2 separate regions of the Homo sapiens genome follow, and region 1 is linked to region 2. Evidence: chromatin contacts called from ENCODE Hi-C or POLR2A ChIA-PET data. All regions are on one chromosome and are shown on one strand. Each heading gives the region's core, a stretch centred on a gene start or an enhancer-like site at or near the end of the contact. The rest is flanking DNA. Distances are from core to core; before and after follow the strand shown.

Evidence for each region. A loop is a pair of places that touch in the nucleus more often than their neighbours do. ChIA-PET counts read pairs that join two places held with the same protein, here RNA polymerase II (POLR2A). Pooled maps may share reads with other maps.
Region 1: POLR2A ChIA-PET joins it to region 2 with 15 read pairs in BJ. The contact joins the promoter of SYF2 here to the enhancer-like site in region 2. A Hi-C loop is called at or near these places in 1 of 50 pooled maps. POLR2A ChIA-PET finds 5 or more read pairs at or near these places in 5 of 52 experiments (A549, BJ, Panc1 and 2 more).

The regions. Positions count from the first base shown.
Region 1 is chr1:25,227,221-25,234,282 of GRCh38, reverse strand. It overlaps SYF2 (SYF2 pre-mRNA splicing factor), which reads left to right and starts at 1,781. Exons shown (of 7, transcript NM_015484.5): 1 at 1,781-1,839; 2 at 2,072-2,179; 3 at 5,160-5,285; 4 at 6,048-6,165; 5 at 6,751-6,841. The coding sequence starts at 1,816. LOC124903881 (a long non-coding RNA gene) reads right to left here and starts at 1,694. Exons shown (of 2, transcript XR_007065555.1): 1 at 1,604-1,694. RefSeq lists enhancers at 1,324-1,573, 758-1,671, 1,814-1,963, 5,555-6,754.
Region 2 is chr1:24,994,046-25,001,345 of GRCh38, reverse strand. No RefSeq gene overlaps it. Among named protein-coding and RNA genes, the nearest start is that of MIR4425, 26 kb to the left of the region's middle. RefSeq lists enhancers at 55-194, 3,393-3,622. Within about 2 kb of position 3,610, at least 4 of the 41 ENCODE cell types and tissues checked have a DNase peak (open chromatin) inside an H3K27ac peak, as active enhancers do.

The sequences.
Region 1 (7,062 bases), core at 532-3,031, 230 kb before region 2:
TTACTTATCTTAGTAACTTTAGCACTGTTAGTAATTCTGGCATTGCCTCTCTGCTGAGCATGTAAGAGTAAACAAGATGGGTGGACTCTGCTGTTCTCCAGTAATAACGCTGATGAGAAAAATAGAAAATCAACAGACAAAAATAAAACTTATGCAATTGGAGAGAATTAAAATAGTGTCAAATGACAGTACTAAAAGTGAGACAGGGTAGTCAGGGAAGACCTGCTTCTATTTTTAAAAATTTATTTTTATGGCCAGGCACAGTGGCTCATGCCTGTAATCCCGGCACTTTGGGAGGCTGAGGTGGGCAGATCATGAGGTCAGGAGTTCGAGACCAGCCTGGCCAACATGGTGAAACCCTATCTCTACTAAAAATACAAAAATTAGCTGGGCATGGTGGCAGGCACCCGTAATCCCAGCTACTCGGGAAGCTGAGGCAGGAGAATCGTCTGAACCCGGGAGCCGGACGTTGCAGTAAGCCGAGATCGGTGCCACTGCACTCCAGCCTGGGTGATAGTGCAAGACTCTGTCTCAAAACAAAAAAACAAAAAAAAATTACTTTTATTTTTTAATTTAGAGACTGATTCTTACTTTGTTGTCCAGGCTGGTCTTGAACTCCTGGGCTCAAGCAATCCTCCCGCCTCCGCCCCGCAATGTGCTGGGATTGCAGCCATGAACCACCACACCAGGCCAAGGGCAAGACCTGCTTCTTGGAGAAAGTGACAACACCTTAAGCTCTAAATGGAAAGAACTTTCCACTCATGGGAATGAATGGCACTGCAGGTTTTTCCTGCTTACTGCAGACAAAACCAATTCACTGAAAAGTGCTACTGCAGTATACAGTTGTATTAACCTGAGGCTGGCCTCAGGGAAGAAGGGTTACCACTCAAGTAAGTTTTCCTGAAGGGTCAGCTCAGAGGTTAGGGTATTTCATAGTTTGGTGTGGGCAGGGCACTAGGGAATGGATGCTGCTGATTGGTTGGAGATGCAATCACAGGGGTGTGGACTACACTCCTCAACAGCTGAGTCCGCCTCTTGGGGGAGGAGTGGGACAGAAGAAGCGGTTGGGTCATGGGTCACGAGTCTGGGTGGGGTCAGTTAGTTGCCAGAATGCGAAAGTCTGAAAAATGCCTCAAAAGACCAATCTTAGGTGCTACGATAACGTTATCTACAGGAATAATTGGGGAAGTTACACATCCGATGTCCTCCGAAACAATGGCTGGTTATCGTTTACTACATTTTAGCAGAATTCTCCCCTCATAATCCTAACCTCCCGGTCTTTCATTAGTTTTATAAAGGCAGTTTCAGCCCCCAAACAAGGAGGGGCCCTGTTTAAGGAAGGGACTATGATCATCCTTGCTTAAAAGTTAAACTATAAATTCTCCCATGGTTAGCTTGGTTTATGCCCAGGAATGAGCGAAGACAGCCGGCCTGCGAGGCTAGAAGCAAGATGGAGTGAGCCATGTTAGATTTCTCTCACTGTCTTTGCAAAGGCGGTTTCCAGGAACAGCGTGCAGAATAGGGGGCTATCAGGCTCCTTTTGGTCATTTCTTCCTAGCCGTCCGATTCTGAGCTCTTCCCAACCCTTTTCTTGGCGACTTACCTCCCGCTGTCCTGGCCCACGCTACTTTTCGCGGCTGCGCAAGACCCTACGCAATCCAAAATATTTCATAGCTAAAAGGGTCCCAACTTCCGGAGACCTCCCGGAAGGGGCGGGGCTTATGGTAGCCCATTCGTACGTATCGGCCCGTTTGTCTGAAGGTTGACGGAAGTGCTCTATCTTGTTGCCGGAAGTGGGAAGAGAGAAAGGTTGTGATGGCGGCTATAGCTGCATCCGAGGTGAGTTCCACCCACCGTACACCGGGGGTTTTGTTGGTGAGGGTTCCGGGGAGCGGCCTGGAGAGAGGTGGAGGCGAAGTCTAGTTTCGCTTCAGGGAGGCTCAGACACTGTGGGGTCAAGTCGGCGGTGGAGGCCCTAGGCCCAGCCTGTGGGGACCGGCGGGGACTCGGCCTGGGCAGTCCTGGGAGAAGCTGAGCCGGCTCTGCCTGAAGCCAGTTCTCCTTGTCGCAGGTGCTGGTGGACAGCGCGGAGGAGGGGTCCCTCGCTGCGGCGGCGGAGCTGGCCGCTCAGAAGCGCGAACAGAGACTGCGCAAATTCCGGGAGCTGCACCTGATGCGGGTGAGTAGTCTTGGAGGCCGGCTTAGATCCGTCATCTGGCCAAGCCTGTGCGCTTTTGTAGAGGGGACGAGGAAGCCACACCACTGCGTCTGACAGACCAACAGAGCAGGATCATCTGAGAGGAAAGCTCTGTTCGGTGGTACTCAACCCTGGCAGCACATTGGGATCATTCTGAGAACATTTGAAAATATAACTGTTCACTCCAGCCCCTCTCCCACCCACATCCAATTTAATGTATCTGGGTTAGGTTTGGGAGTCTCCATTACTAACAACCTCCCTGCTCCGTGATTCCAACAAATTCTTCATTTTACCTAGGGAAATATGTAGAGCTAGAGACAGGAAGAAACTTGTCTAGTGTCAGTAAGAGACCTGGTTCACTTTAAAAAATAATAATCTTCTGTCAGAATCTGTTTGAGTGAAAAGAAAATAATCATCTGTTTTTGGGACTTCTGGGGGAAAAGAATAAAAAGAAAATAAAAAAAATGGCAAACTTTTGAAAGTCTACAGTGTGGTAGTTCAGCCAGTTGATAGGGAATCTGATGTTTAAGTGCCCTGGAGGTGCAGAGGAGGAGAGAGGAATGCAGTTTGTGGGTCTCCAGGGGGTGCCTCATGTAGTAGGTGACACCTAAACTACTGTTTGAAAGCCAGACAACTAAAGGAGTTAGAGAAAGAGATATCCAAGCAAAGGGAACAAATTCAAAGAAAGAGAATTTGTATTAGGGATAAGAGTCCAGCAAATAGCTTGCTGCAGTTGGAGCAGAGAAAGAGAAAAGCAGCCCCTGTTTCACCATGGAGTGACCTGACAGCTAGGCCATGGTTTCACAAAATCCCAAAATCACTCTGACTGTTGTAGTGAGACAAAACAAAGAAGACTTTTCAAATTACAAGAATGACCACATATTTCTTTCTTCTGACTAACACCAGTGACTGTTATTAACAAATACAGCATTAGTCTCACTCCGTTACTTCTGCCTCCTATATAAAAATGTAAGATACTGGGCCGGGTGCGGTGGCTCACGCCTGTAATCCCAGCACTTTGGGAGGCCGAGGAGGGCGGATCACAAGGTCAGGAGATCAAGACCATCCTGGCTAACACGGTGAAACCCCGTCTCTACTAAAAATAGAAAAAATTAGCCGGGCGTGCTGGCGGGCTACACGGGAGGCTGAGGCAGGAGAATGGCATGAGCCCGAGAGTCGGAGCTTACAGTGAGTCGAGATCACACCACTGCACTCCAGCCTGGGCGACAGAGCGAGACTCCATCTCAAAAAAAAAAAAAAAAAAAATCTAAGATACCTAATTGTAGAAAGCCCCTGCTTTCTGACAGTACCCAATCCACATCCTTAACCCTCCCCTCAGTCACCTGATACAAACCCAAATCCTGGAACAAGCCCTTCCTAACACCCTGTCACTCAAATGCCCACGGTTCCCCGTGGTTTGCTCTCTTCTGTGCAACAGACTCAACTTTGTTGACCGTAGGTATGTTCTTGGCGTCTTTAATTGCAGGGCTTTTCCAGGGCCAAGAATATACTAGGGATGGTAGTTGGGAGGAGTATCTCTCTTTGCCGAGGGAAAGTTAATCTAATAAACAATTAAAAAGACATGCTTAAATATTTAGAGTGATTGTGTAAGGAACACATGTCTGGAAATTAGGAGGCGGGGCTTCCTGGACAAACTGCCACCAGCTTATGACCTAAGGAATGTCTAACTCAAGTTTTCCTTAAGACGATACACTCATTTTGCTTTATGCAATTAAGTTTATTTAAAAATAGACTCTTCTCCCTGCTACCCCAGCTCCAAAAAAAAAAAAAGACTCTTCAATGATACTTCAAATGGAAAATTCCTTTCATTTTTCATTTGTCAATGCAAACTGTGAAAATATTTAAAAGGAGGGGAACTTGGAAAGCATTAGAGGCATTAAGATAGGTTTTAAATCCTCTAACCCAAATTGAGGCTTTTTTCTTGAATTAGGATTAAAAGATAATTGAGGCCTGGTGTGGTGGCACATGCCTGTAATCCCAGCACTTTGGGAGGTCCAGGCGGGCAGATCACTTGAGGCCAGGAGTTTGAGACCAGCCTGGCCAAACTGCAAAACCACGTTTCTACCAAAAATACAAAAAAATAAGCCAGGCATTGTGGCACACGCTTGTAACCCCAGCTACTCGGGAGGCTGAGGCATGAGAATTGTTTGAACCCCAGAGGCGAAAGTTGAAATGAGCTGAGATGGCTCCACTGTACTCCAGCTTGGGTGACAGAGTGAGACTCTGTCTCAAAAAAAAAAAAGAAAGAGTGTCTTTCACATCATGTGACGTAATTTTTTTTTTTTTTTTTGAGATGGAGTCTCGCTCTGTCACCCAGGCTGTAGTGCAGTAGTGCAATCTCAGCTGACTGCAACCTCTGCCTCCTGGGTTCAAGTGAATCTCCTGCCTCAGCCTCCCGAGTAGCTAGGATTACAGGTGTGCACCACCATGCCTCGCTAATTTTTGTATTTTTAGTAGAGACGGGGTTTCACCATGTTGGCCAGCCTGGTCTTGAACTTCTGACCTCAGGTGATCCACCTGCCTCAGCCTCCCAAAGTGCTAGGATTACAAGCGTGATCCACTGCACCTGGCCAATTTAATAGTAATGCCAAATAAAGTCTACTTAAGTGCCACTATAGTATGGTCTCCAATACTGCAAAACCTTGTTCTGATCCAATAAAAAGGGACCACACAACTCAATAGAGGCAAAGCTGATTTTAACCTCCAGGGCTCTGGAACAGCAAACCAGTGCAACTCAACACATTTTTCTTGACTGCATAAAAACGTAGACCCTATTAGGCTATTCCCTGGCTTAAAATCCTGTGATGGCTCTCTATTGCTTTTAGGATAAAATGGGGTCAGCTTATTAATATGTCCTGCCTGACCCTCCTCAAAGAAGGCAAGGTGTATCTGGATTTATTTTCATGTTTTAGCTGACAGACTTCTTGTGTTACGGTTTTAGAATGAAGCTCGTAAATTAAATCACCAGGAAGTTGTGGAAGAAGATAAAAGACTAAAATTACCTGCAAATTGGGAAGCCAAAAAAGCTCGTTTGGAGTGGGAACTAAAGGAAGAGGAAAAGAAAAAGGTTAGGAACTATTCTATCTTCATAAGTGATTTAGTCAATCATTCTGTTGTATCAAGACACTACAACATGGTGGTTGTATACACTGGCTCTTAGGCCAAGCTGCCAGAATTGAAATTCTGGCTCTGCTCAGTACCAACTGCAACACGTTGGGTGAGTTTATTTAACTTCTCTGTACCTCTGTTTTCTCATCAATAAAACAGGGACTGTAACAATAATTATTTGAGTTCATTATGAATTAAGTGAGTTAATGCATGTAAAACATTTAAAACAAGGTCTGACACCTGATAAACACTCAATAAGTATCATGTGCTCACTTATATACCATAGTATATTCCCAAATTTCCTTTAAATGCTATTAAAGTGGCCGGGTGCAGTGGCTCATGCCTGTAATCCCAGCACTTTTGGGAGGCCGAGGCTGGCAGATCATTTGAGGTCAGGAATTTGAGACCAGCATGGCCAACATGGTGAAACCCCATCTCTACTAAAAATACAAAAATTAGCCGGGCATGGTGGCATGTGCCTGTAGTCCCAGCTACTTGGGAGGCTAAGAGATGAGAATCCCTTGAACCTGGGAGGTGGAGGTTGCAGTGAGCTGAGATCGCGCCACTGCACTCCAGCCTGCGTGACAGAGTGAGTGAAACTCCAACTAAAAAAATACTATTAAAGTATTGGTTGATATTTATTGGATCTTTCTTGATGTAAAGTAGATCAAATTATTGCATGTATCATAATTGTAGGTGTCAGCTTTTTTCTTCTTTTTAGGAATGTGCGGCAAGAGGAGAAGACTATGAGAAAGTGAAGTTGCTGGAGATCAGTGCAGAAGATGCAGAAAGATGGGAGAGGAAAAAGAAGAGGAAAAACCCTGATCTGGGATTTTCAGGTCAGATTGACCTTTATTGAACCTTATTGACTGGGCTGTTAGTCATTTCCTTCATTGTTTCTGGTTTCAAGAAAGGATGTGCCTCTTGTGCTTCGTGGGATATTCTTGATGAGGCTTAAGACCAAGAAAAGTACAAATATGTCTCTTAGGAGAGAAGTTAAAAAAAAAGGCTGTACTTCAGTTAGCCAGGTTTTTAAATACTTGATGATAAAATTTATCAAAGTCTGTTTGTCAGCATCTTCAGGATAGAAGCTATGCTTAGAATAGTGTTATGGGCATATATTACTTCACACAGATTGAGTATCCCTAGTATGAAAATCTGAAATCCCAAATGTTGCAAAATCCAAAACTGTTTGAATGCCAACATGGTGCTATGATGCTCAAAGGAAATGCTGATTGGAGCATTTCAGATTTTGAATTTAAGTATAATAAAGATATTCCAAAATCTGAAAAAAATCAGAAACACTTCCGATTCCAAGCGTTTTGGATAAAAGATACTCACCTGTGATAATTTAGATTTTTCTCTCAATAGGAAGGTCCAAACAAGGAAATATATTATCGCTGATTCTCATTTTATATTTTTAGATTATGCTGCTGCCCAGTTACGCCAGTATCATCGGTTGACCAAGCAGATCAAACCTGACATGGAAACATATGAGAGACTGAGAGAAAAACAGTAAGTCCTTTTTCAACCTGAGGTGATGTGGATGTATTTGTGTGTGTGTGTGTGTATACATGTACATAAATAGAAACATGCTTTAATGCTAAGGTATGGGTTATTAATAGTTGTCTAAGGATGGTCTCTGTTTTTTCTGGATATTTTTTTCCTTTGAGATGGAGTCTTGCTTTCTCACCCAGGCTGGAGTGCAGTGAATGGTGCGGTCTCAGCTCACTGCA
Region 2 (7,300 bases), core at 2,361-4,860:
GAGGGGCCCCGGGTTGGGTGGCTGGAAGACATGGCAACCCAGCACCGGCCAGGGAAAACCCAGGCAGGAAACATGGGCACCCAGCAGGCCTTCACGTCAGCAACAGAGAAACCAGCCTCGGCAAAGAGTAAATACATCCAGCCCTGCCCAGCCCAAGCTTGTCTCCTGGGGGCATGGCTGGCAGTAGCCAGAGCAGAGGGCACAGGAGGGGCGGCTTGGGGGAGCCCAGGCAGATGGTAGTGAGGCCATGGTGTGATGTCTTCCAGGTGCCCAAGGACAAGCCCACAGGCCCTGGCCTGTTCCAGGGACCACAAGTGCTCCAAGCTGGGTCTCTGGAGGCTCTCTATCACTGGGGAGGGCCTGGGATGAGGGACCTGGAGGGAGGAACAAGAGGCAGGATGAAAAAGGAAAGGGAGAGGAATTCACGCGGACTGAGCGTCTCCTGGAGTGTTCATGACTGGAGTGGCTGACACCCGCTGACCACTGACCACGTAGTCTCCCTGCAGCATCTTTTCACCAGATCCTCCCCGAAAGCCCTGGGAAGGAGGTATGGTTATACTGCCATTTACATGGAAACTGAGGCCCAGAGAAATTAAGAAACTTGCTCAACATTACACAGCAAGGAAGTGGTAGAGGACAATGACAGGCTGTCCCCTCTGCCCTCGAGAGCCAAAGTGCATTTCTAGTCAAGAAAACTTCTCCGGCCAGGCACGGTGGCTCATGCCTGTAATCCCAGCACTTTGGGAGGCCAAGGTGGGTGGATCACTTGAGGTCAAGAGTTCAAGACCAGCTGGCCAACATGGCGAAAACCCCACTCTACTAAAAATACAAAAATTAGCTGGGCGTGGTGGCACGCACCTGTAGTACCAGCTACTCCGGAGGCTGAGGCAGGAGAATCACTTGAACCTGGGAGGCGGAGGTTGCAGTGAGCCGAGATCATGTCACTGCACTCCAGCCTCCAGCCTGGGCGACAGAGTGAGACTCCATCTCAAAAAAAAAAAAAAAAATACCAACATGTCCTTCATATGAATATAATTTCCCATATGCTCACGCCTGCATACTGTGTTGTAATCAGCTTTGGCCCTCAGTGTACAGCAAACCTCTTGCCACATTATTGATTTTGATCCTGATGTTTCTCAAGGATGCAAGACCAGGCCTCCTTCGGGTCTCTGCACCAACACCGAGCCAGGTATCATGCAGTGGGGGTGACAGGCAGGGAAGACAGTGTGTCCAGGACTCTCAGAGGGTGCAGCCTGGCCCCTGGCAAGGGCTCACAGGTTCACTTTCTTCAGTGGACATTTGCTCTTCTATTCTCCACACCAGGCCCTGGGCTGGGCATTGGGGCACAGACATGCACCCGCCACAGCCCCTGCCCTCAGGGAGCTTTCAGTCTAGTTGGGGCATGAACAGGGAATCACAGAATTCCTGGAGAATAAATTAAACAACCTGGGAAGAAGACTCTTAACCCTCAAAACACCTGGTAGCTAAGTAGGAACCCATGATGGGCCAGAGATTGGCTGAGCGGGACAGACAGTGTTGTGGTGGGAAGTCAGAGGAGGGAGAGGTCTCTGTGGAAGGGCTGGTCGGAGACAGTTCCCTGGAGGTGCTTGGTCTGTGAGCCTTAGGAAGGTTGGCCAGGCTTAGAAGAGGGGAAAGGAGTGGCCACCAGGAGAAAGGCCTGTAGGAGGAGGAAGCCTAGTGAGCATCCGTGTCACGGGAATAATCGCCACTGGGCTTGCTCAGGGCTGACCTGGGCCTGGCATGGTGCTGAGCCGTCAGCACACAGACTCTCACGCAGCCTGTGACAGTGCTGTGGGGAAGGTAACGATGGTCTCATTTTACAGAGGAAGAAGCTAGCGTGACCAACGATCCTTGTTGCCCTGGACTGTCCCAGTTTTAGTACTGAAGGTCCCATGTCCCAGGAAACCCTTCAGTCCCAGGCTAACTGGGACAACTGGTCAGCGTAGAACAGTTTCTGAGCTTCACCACTACTGACGTTTAGGACCAGACAATTTTTTGTTGTAGGAGGTTGCCCTGGGCACTGTTGGATGTTAGCAGCATTCCTGGCTACTACCCACCAGGTGCCATTGCACGCCCCGAGTTGTGACAACCGAAAATGTCTCCAGACATTGACAAATGTTCCCCTAAGAGACAAAATCACCTAGGGTTGAGAACCATTGCCCTGAAGGAAGCTGAGGCTGAGAGATGAAGACACTTGCCCAAGGCCACACAGATGTAAATATCAAGGCTGGGACTGCTGGACTTCCCACGGAGCCAGGTGGCTGCTCCCGGCGTGGGCAGTCAGGGCATCCAGACAGCAACCCTCGCTCTGCCTCCGATGCACCATGTATCCTAGGCAAGCCATGCTCCGACTCTAGGCCCCAATTTCTTCATCTCTACAGCGTGAGCTTAGATTTGACAAACTCTGAGGCCCCTTGTGTTTCACTGTTCTGCCTTCCCAGGGACTAGGGCAGGGTCAGCCCAGCTGGTATGGGTGGGGAGGTAGGGTGTGGCACAGACCAGAGGCAGGGAAGTTAGAGGGCTGGGCAGGGGGAAGGGAGGGTGCTGGGCTGCAAGTGCCACCATCACGTCTGCCCACAGGGCACACCTTGTCTGAGCACAGGCAGGTTCTGAGCTGCCCACAGTGGGTCCCTTCAAAGGAGCAACAGAAAGGGGCTGAGCAGAGGGAATAAGAATACAGGGGATGGCGTGGCGACACCGCCCTCCAGGAAGCCTCAGCCTGTCTCTGTGGCCATCCCCATCTCTCCTTCCTTTGACCCTTGTCTGCAGGTCTTTGCACTTAATGAATGCTCAAGAAATAGTTTTTTGAGGCCGGGCGCGGTGGCTCACGCCTGTAATCCCAGCACTGTGGAAGGCTGAGGCGGGTGGATCATGAGGTCAGGAGATCGAGACCATCCTGGCTAACAAGGTGAAACCCCGTCTCTACTAAAAATACAAAAAATTAGCCGGGCGCAGTGGCGGGCGCCTGTAGTCCCAGCTACTCGGGAGGCTGAGGCAGGAGAATGGCGTGAACCTGGGAAGCGGAGCTTGCAGTGAGCCGAGATTGCGCCACTGCAGTCCGCAGTCCGGCCTGGGCGACAGAGCGAGACTCCGTCTCAAAAAAAAAAAAAAAAAAAAAAAAAAGAAATAGTTTTTTGAATAAATGAATGAATGAATGAATGTCCACCCAGATCCCGCCACAGCTGTGCAGAAACCAAGCTCTCAGACACTCTTGACTCTCCCAGGCCTGTAGTTGAACCATCACCCCCACCTCTGCTCCTGCCTCCCCACAGCCCTTCCTCCTCTCAAGCCCCTGCTGGGCCTGGCACATCGGCCATGCCAGGGCTGCCGTAGGGGAGGGGATATTCCCCCTAATGCAGGGTCAGTATCTCTAGTATCTCTCCCCTCGGCAGAGAGCAGCTGGCACCTAAGCTGGGGGATGCCTGGCAAGGCCTGCCTGGCTCCTGTGGGGAGACTCGGAGCCCCCAAGCTCCCTCCTCTCCCGCCCCCCACACTGTGGTTTGCTCACAGAGGAAGCAGCAGCTGGGCCCGAACACAAGGCCTAGAGACGTGCTTGCTGGGGCCGTGTGGAAAGTTACAGCCGCCACCACTGAGGTCTTTGAAGACCAAACTGTTTGTGTTCCCCACAGCTATTTGTGGCCACCGCGCCCACCCCCTACCTCCCGCTCTGACTTAGAGCTGGAGACTGAGCAGAGTTCAGAGGGCTGCGGCCATCCCTCCGCCAACCCGGAACCCAGCCAGGCCATAACCCAGCCCACCAAGCCGGCCTACCCCAACAGACAAGCCAACCAACCCAATCTGTCTAAGCCAGTCCAGTTCTAGAAACCCAAGTGACCTATCTCATCCCACTAGCTCTACCCAACTAACCCTGCCCAAGCCAACCCAAATCAGTCACCCAAGCAACAAACCCAACCCAAGGAATGGGCTCAACCCATCTAACCAAACCTAACCGCCCACCCCAACCCAAGGAGCCCTGCCCCACTACCTATCCAGCCTAATCAACTGATTAGCCCAACTCAACTGAACCAGCCCAATTGGCCAATCCAACTCAACTCAGCAGCCTAACACAACTAACTTGCTGAATGCAACTAACCAGACAACTCCAGTTAAACCAGCCCAAACCAACCCAACTGAACTAACCCAAACAAAGCCAACCCCAAAACCCAGTTCAACTAGGCCAAACCAACTCAATTTACCCAGCTCAAACCAACCTGGCTCTCTCAGTCCAAATAACCCAACCCAATTCAACCACACAGGTCATTTCACCTAACCAGGACAACCCAACTAATCCAGCCCCACTCTACTAACAAGCCCAATCTAACTAGCTCAGTTTAATCCAGTTGAACCCAGATAACTCTGCCTAACCATCCTGGGTGGTTGGGCCTAACTCAACTTAAATCCACCACATTTAAGATAAATCCTCCTAATCCAGCTCACTCCTTTTAACCCAACCCAGTCCCAAACAAACTACCCCCGCTCTCCCTACAAAGGGCACCCCAGCAGGTTCCAACACCCATACTATTGTTGTGCTGCTACCTTTCTTTATTAAAGAGCCCCTGGGGAAAGATGGGGACAACTCTGCCCCTGCCCTCAGGGACCCCACAGTCTCTCAGAGTTTGGGAGAGGACGCCAGCCTCCATGGAGCAAACCCTCCCTTGTGGGGGTCACCTGGAATCTGAGCCAGGCCTGCAGCGGGAGTGGCTGTAGCCAGTGCTGTGGGAGCTCTAAAGGGGGCACACCTGGTCCCATGGCTGACATGACACGTGTGCGGGTCTTGAAGCATTATTTTGACCAAGGGAAAAGGATGGGAAAGCACTGTAGGCAGAGGGAAGGACAGGTACTGGGCCTGCAGGTGGGGAAGCCCTGGGCCCACTTGACAACAGGAACAGTGTGCTGGGGCTGGAAGCTGGAGGCCCAGGAAGGACCACTAGGAGGAGGCTGGGGGGCCTCGAATGTTACCTGAAGGACTGGATCTCCGTGTCTTGGGCACCGGGGAACCAGGAATTTTGCTGAGCAGGGCAGGAGCTGATCAGACATGTGCTTTTGATGGCTCATCTTAAAGGAGAGAGTGGAACAGGGGAGAGAAGGGCCAGCCTGGGCCAGGAGGCCAGGCAGCAGGTGAGACACAGGAGGAGGGCCAAGAAGGGAGGAGCAGCATGGAGGGGGGAAGATGGGGGGAGCAGAGAGACAGAGAGGAGGGAATGTGAGAATATCAGCCTGGAAGGGCCTTTCTACCCTTCCTAGCTCAGGGTGCCCCTTTGCAGATGGAGACACTGAGGGCCAAAGATCAGGGTATGCCCAGAGCTTAGGACCCAGCGCAGAACTCCAGCCCAGTGTTCCTTCCTGAAGCAAATACTGGAGCCCAGCTCCAGGGGCCATTGTACGGCCCCTGTCTGTGGGCCCAGCAAATGAGGTCTCCTCCTGGTGGACAGCCCTGCCCCCACAGAGAAGGCCAAAGATGCAGGGCCCCTTTCCTGGCCCCGTGGGGAGCTGCAGCCTCCTTGGGAGACAGGCAGGCCCTGGGGATGTGTGTGGGATGGGGTGGGCATATCATGAGGTCTTTGGAAAAGAGCTTTGCCAGGAGAGGGTAGATGTGTGTGGGAAGGGGCAGTAATTGACACTGGGATGTCAGGGGCTAGGGTGTGAAATGGGCCCCCCAAGAGCCATGCCTACCCCATGAGCCATCACTTGGGGGATGGGGGCGCAACATGCCCAGACAGGAGGAAATATTGTCACCATCACCCTTCAGGGCAGAGCTGGACTGTCCTTACTGACCATTGGTCTGACCTCATCCTTTGACACCTGGGGACAGAGACTTTCCCTAGTCTACCCAGCAGATCAATGTCCGAGGAGGGGCTAGAACCAGATTGATGACCCAGCCCAGGGATGTCAGGCCTGTACCACCAGGCCATGCATCAGGTTCAGAGTCCAGGGCTGGAGGGGGACAGCCATGAGCTGAAGCACGGAGCATCTCGGTGCGCCCTGAGCCGGGAAGGGGCCCCTGGCCCGGGCCTCTTCCCAGCATGCTCTGCAGCCCCACCTTGCCAGCTGACTCTCAAAGGAAGCCCAGTCTGATCTGCCCTGGCCTGTGTTTCTAAAACTCAAGGGGAACTATTTCCTGGCTCCAAACCCTCTGCCCCCATCTGCTGGGCTGGGTCTCATTGATTTCAGATTGGGAAGAAAACAACTGCTTTCCCTGTGCTGACAGTGCAGATCAATAGAAACAGCTCTGCCCCTTGCCAGACAGCCTTGTGTGGCTGGTGGGCAGTGGATCTATACCAACCCAGGACCTCTAGATCCTGCCCACCCAGACTGCCTGCTTACCCCATTAGAGGAGCGAGGCCAGGAGATAGGCAGCCTGCTGGTTCTAAGTGCGAGTCGCCAGAGGAGGGGTCACAGTTTGGAGGGGGGAGGAATGGACACCTTGGGGTCAGGGGTGGGGGGCGGAGGGTTGCTAAGAGCCCACGCACTCCCAGAAGGTGCAAAAAGCTTGGAGCACCAGAACCCATCTCTCCATAACTGGGAAAACTGAGGCTCAGAGAGGACCATTGACCTGCCCAGGGTCTCATGTGAGTGAGCTCAGAGCTGGGATTCCCATTGTGCTTCCTTAAGACCAGAGCCAACCAGGAAGCTGGGGAGTGGGGCCAAGGCCAGCACCCTTACCACCCTTGCTCAGTGAGGACACCCCATCCCTGCTAGGAGGGGTGGGATGGTCAGCAGTTCAAGAGCATAGACAGTGAAGCAGACGGCTGGGTTCCAATTGCAGCACTTACTGGCCCTGTGAACTTTTGGTGCCTCCGTTTTCCTGCCTGTGAGATGGGAGTAAGCATTTATCTCAGATGTGATCAGAGAGACGCAGTGAGGCTTCCATGTTGGGGCCATGATGACTCCCCAGCATCCACGCTTAACAACGGTCTGTTGAGTAAATGGAAGGGCTTCCTCAAGTTCACGGTGAGTCAGTGGCAGAACCAGGAGCTGGAATCAGGCTTCTTGACTCCTGTTTCCTCATCTATATCATGGGGAGAGCAATGCTGCGAAGGGTCCACAGTCATGCACAAGCTCATCTGCAACAGCACCCAGCATGCGACCCACGCTCAAGGAAGGCCAGGCTCCCCTCGGTCCAGCTTGGGTCATATGTCCCTTCACAAACCAATCAACCAATCACCTTGACCAAGGGGTGGGAAGCCGCAGTGTCCCATCTGGGTTAGGTGCCACCCGGAGATGGGGCTGCAGCAGGTCCCAGAGCCCCAGGGACTTGACCTCCAGGCCCTGATGCCCA